Linked DNA regions of Homo sapiens: region 2 is linked to region 1. Evidence: chromatin loops called from intact Hi-C (ENCODE). Cell type or tissue: HCT116. All regions are shown on one strand.

Region 1 (2,500 bases):
AAACATGTGAATATACTAAAGGTCACTGAATTGTACACTTCAAATGAGATGAGTGAATTGTATGGTATGTGAATTACACCTCAATAAAACTTTTTAAAAATGGTTTTTTTCTATATAATATTAATTCTCTTCTTCCCGAACAACCCAAAACTCATTTGATTCAAGACACTCCGCTAAAGAACTACATTTCCCAGCCTCCCTAGCTAAGTATAGCCACATTACAACTTCCGGCCAATAAAATGCAAGCAGATATTTTTTGTGGGACATCCAAGAAGGCTGCTTAAAGGGAATCAACTGAATGATACTTATTCTTTAGTCCTCTTTTATTTTCTCCTGCAGCTGGCCTAGAACTCAAATATGACGACTAGCAGTTATTTGGGGTCGTGAGTTGACCTTGAGGGTGAAGATCACATGCCGAGAAAGACAGAAGGAAAATTAAGAGCTTGGGTCCCTGATAATCCCATGGAAACACACCCTATCTATCAGCCTTGGATTGCTCACCTCTAGACTTCTTTTGTGTGAATGAGAAACAACCTCCTATCTTGTTGGTTCTCCTCTTTTATGGAACAGATCCTAATCTTAGCTGACAGCCTAATCCTAATTACCCAAGGTTACTAGTACACAGTAGAGCCGATACCCAAAGCCGTTTCCCTTCCTCCTCCAATATGCCGGCATTTCTGTAGATCGAATGACCTGAGGTTCAGAGGTGAAGAAATCATTCTGTGAAGACAAGACTGCCTGAAATAAAAAGCTGCTATGGGAGATAACACGGGAAGGACAGAGTGGGAACAGATTGCAGAGACTGAGACGTTGAGGAGGTGATACTTTATCCTGCAGGTAAAAAGCCGTAGAATACCAGGATGAAAGGAATGTGTGGTAAAGATTAACCTGTACACATACTACACTAAGTGGTTAGATTAAGGCAAACTAAATTTGCCCAGTGGGAGAAGAGAGAACAAATATAGTAATGAGCTTACACATTAACTGTTGCAGCCACATAGATTAAATCACAACAAACCATCCTCGAATCAACTCAGGGAATCCTCAGAAAAGCAAATGAGAGCAAAACACACTTATTTACGCAAATGTGGAGAGAAGGAGGATTTTTTTTTTTCCAAATTTGGCAAAATACTCCTTTTTTCAAGCCCGTCACCATCCCTGCCACATGGGATGCCCTAGGACACATTCATTATACCACAGGTTTCCGGCTGACTCTGCAGGTCTCAGAAGTCTAGATTGCCTTCAGAAACCCGCCCGTATGGGCTGGCTATCTGAAAGTTCGATTTTTTTTTTCTATTATCACTTTTTTTTCTCAAGGGCTTCAAAACCCATCTTTTAGTAGCTGATCAGGTTCCTACAACTTTTCTGTAAAGTTCAGGGGGAGGTGGGGAATTGATCTGAAATATTTTCAATTTTCTTGTGTGTGGAGGATGTCTGTTTCCTTGGTCGGCTGGCGCCCTCTGTCCTTGGGGAAATGCACTTCCCCTATTTCACGTGGTGCTGGTGGGACTGCCAATCACAGCGCCTTCTTCAGCCTCCTGGTCACATGAATGGGACCTGGCCAATCACAAAACTCCATTCTCCGACCTCCAATGATTGAGAAGACCGCAGGACCAAAGCAGGACCAATCAGAGCCTTCCATGGATGCTAGGCTAATAGGAACCCTGAGAAGGAGGTTATGTTCTTTCTCCAGGATGGTGGATTATTAGGGTCATGGAGCCTGACGCTGCCAGAACTTTTTTTCCCACCTCATGGAAAGAAGAACTTCCTGGAAGGAAGGCAGGACTGAGAGTTGGAATGAAAATGACAGAGCCCTGTCCACACCGTTAAAGTACTCAAATCCAGGTAGGACTGCAAGCAGTTCAACTCTTGGACTTTTAAGTTATATGAACTGAAAAAGAAATTAATTAGATTTCTGTCACTTGCAGCTGCAACAGTTCTGATGAATAATACAAAGTCCAGACAAAACAGGGTATCAAGGCACATCTGTCCAAGCAACTCAACAGGTCTTTATCTCAACATTTTCAAAAGGGAATGTCAGGTCAACCCAGGGTTCTGGAAATATTTGGGGAAAGGTAAATAATATACATAGAAAGTGGCTTGGGTTTTCTGGCTCCGTCATTCTTGCTAGCTACCTAGGATCAGAGTGATTGCAAAAATCAGATTCTGGCCCATGTGGGGTGCAAACTAGGTCTCTGGCATCATGTAACTGAGCTAATTTTGAAGCATAGGCTTTCCTCAATTCTTAAAATAAAAAGCCCCCCACATTGTGTCAATCATGTAGCCAATTAAGAGACCTAGAAATGACAAACCACCGCATTGTCAAGGTAGATTAAAGACACAGAAGACGTTTCTGATGGTTGGGATAATTAGACTGTCATCGTGCTGCATGGCCCGATCTGCTTGCCAGAGAGGGGGATGTGGAGGAGCCCAGGATTATTTTAACAGGTGGTTTAGGGAGCTAACTCCCCTGAACGCTCACCTGCTTGGCCCAGAGCAG
Region 2 (2,500 bases), 820 kb before region 1:
TACCAGAAATAAAAAACGCCAGTGGCCAACTTGACCTACTAATGCTTGACCTGAGCGTTAAGGATGAATAACTCTGAACTACAGGACAACAGATCAGGCCTGGTTGTCATTGTTTTTTCTTAAACTTCTCTAAATTTATTTTAATAAAAATCAAATATAATCATATCACCCCCTATGGTTTGGAATTCTTGGAACCATTTCCATCTTAAGCACCCATACATTTACTAAGAGACAAGTGGATGTGTGAAAGTAAAATTAGCTTTAATGGCATTACTGGGATTTTGATGCAAGCAATAGTGATTTAATGCTAACTGAGGAATGGTGTTTACATAGTGCTACTCCAAAGGGTCAGTTAGGCTGAGTAATTAGAGTCACCATAAACTAGAACTAAAAGGGACCTTTGAGGCCAATCCCTTTATTTTATAAATAAGGATTACAGTAAAAATCCATCAAACCAAATTGGCCAGTTGCCTGATTGCATTGACTGGCTGTTCCATTGAAAGGACCAGTCATTTATTCTGAATAATTAGCCTATTTATTCTAACCTTCCTACAGACACTGCTGGAGGCAGCCATGCAAAACAGGTTGCAAGCCCAACCCACCGTCCTAAAGAAGTGAGGAAGCTCCTGGAAATAACGGACATCAGCCTCAATCTCTCTCTGGGAAACGCTATTGCCTAAGGAAGCAGGCAGTGGCCATTTCTAAGATGACAGATACTAGCAATGGATTGGTAACTATCGTATTAGGTGATGAGTGATTACAGACTTTCCCACCAGACCAAGGTTGTAACCACATCTAGCGCCACTGAGTCTTACGGCAAAGGCAGCTGGGCAAGAAATGTGACCTGTGGCTCCTCTCGACAAGCTCAAACCCAATCAGCAACACAGCGCAGCAGACCATGAGGCTCGACAGCTGCTGCCACTTCTTAACGTTAGAATTCCAACTTCTCTGTGCCAAGCCCCCTTCGGTTTGGTGCAGCTGCTTTTGGTTTTTCCTTTCAGACAACTCTCTCCTGCATCATTAGAGCTGTAGGATACGATCTGAGTTCCCGCACCAGTAAGTGGTTTTTGAGGTTCATTTCGTTTCTGTGCTACGCCAGAGAAATCTGTAGCTTTCTCCTGTGGGCTATCTGGGAGTAAATATTTACCTTTGCAAGTCACTATTACCCAGCAAAGATGGTCACTAGGGTGCGCTAGTGAACAAGGAACAATGAAGCAGGCAGTCAACACCCTTCTAAGTATCCCTTTATGAGCTGCTTATCTGGATTCGGAGTTCTGTGTGTGCTCCCAGACAGAGTTGCGAAATATTGTAAGGCTGTCCTAAAGTGAGTCAGCTGCAAAATAAATCAGCAATCAATCCTGCAGGATCAATGATCTGATTACATTTCTAGTAGAGTTCATACTATGTCGAATCACAGCAACCATCAACTCTTGTTAATGTATCGTTTTCCAATGATTGGGCAACCTTCCCTATCACTCGCAGACTGTTACCAAAAGATAGAGATAAACTTCCAGTCTTTTCAGGCATGCATTCTCCAGATTGGTCTGTGTAAGCTCGGAAAACTGGAGCTTGGAAGGGGTCTGGCCTAACTGCAGTCAGCACTGTGACTTTTAAGAGACCGTGGTCTACAGAAACCTCAGGACAAAGGAAATATGGCTCTGTAATCACTGACAAGGGCAGTAAAACTGTGGATGCCTGGGACTGTGTAGGTTGTGCCCTTACTAGGTAAGTAAAGATAAGGTAAAGTACTAGTTTGTACTAAGTGCTCAGTCCATGGTAGATAACAAATAATAAAAGCATCACTTAAAAAATCTCACTCCCAGGCCTCTGCTATTTGTGCCTCAGATTAACAGACTGAACTGAGCCATTGGTTAGAGATCTGTGTCTGTCACAGGTATCTTATAATAGACAGTCCTCAGGACAGCCCAGTGCTATCCCAGAGAGCTCTAAATCACCACCCACTGCAGGTTATGCTTTGGATACTTAAAGATGTTTGTGAAATAGTTCAAAATTCCAGCTGCCACTACATGTGTTTGCCTTAGATTGGAAACACCACTGAGTTTTCCCACGGACCGGCTACGGATGATGCCAAGGGATTAACTGGAATACATCTATAACTGTTCCTCTTACTTTTCTCAGTTTCTCTGTACAGTCTCTCTTCGGAGCTTGAGGCCACTAACTAGACATCCATGGTTGAGCACTGTGCGTAAGGGGAAAATGGGTAGAGTCCCAGGCTACAGGCTTTCTGTAAATGATTTTTAGTCACACTGACTAAAAATCAATTTTTAGTTAAAAGCTAAAAAAAACTAAATTTAGTCACTTTGCAATTCTTAGTCCTTAACCAATAAAAAGGAAGGGGAAAAAAAACCCTATTATTTCTACAAAGTGGAATTCAGTCTTTGTCTGCCCAATTGGAAGAGCTACAAAACCACTCTGCCAGTTATTTGTATTATAAAATTAACAGGGAGGCACGCATGCCCCTATTGATGAGCCTTCAGCA

Evidence for each region. Peaks named below come from ENCODE experiments on the same cell type or tissue, not always from the same donor. Only the 100,000 strongest peaks of a DNase experiment are listed, where the experiment ranks them.
Region 2: a loop joins it to region 1, with 4 times the contacts of the local background. A loop is called at or near these places in 2 of 110 quality-filtered maps.

What each region holds. Positions count from the first base shown.
Region 1 is chr14:89,011,715-89,014,214 of GRCh38, forward strand. It overlaps LOC124903356 (a long non-coding RNA gene), which reads left to right and starts at 1,681. Exons shown (of 2, transcript XR_007064297.1): 1 at 1,681-1,845. In HCT116, a CTCF peak has its summit at 1,436; a DNase peak (open chromatin) is centred at 1,537.
Region 2 is chr14:88,188,342-88,190,841 of GRCh38, forward strand. The region is part of intron 5 of KCNK10 (potassium two pore domain channel subfamily K member 10); the gene reads right to left. Among named protein-coding and RNA genes, the nearest start is that of KCNK10-AS1, 29 kb to the left of the region's middle. RefSeq lists enhancers at 935-1,074, 1,975-2,144 and a silencer at 1,175-1,254. In HCT116, a CTCF peak has its summit at 1,170 (motif pointing right); a DNase peak (open chromatin) is centred at 1,200.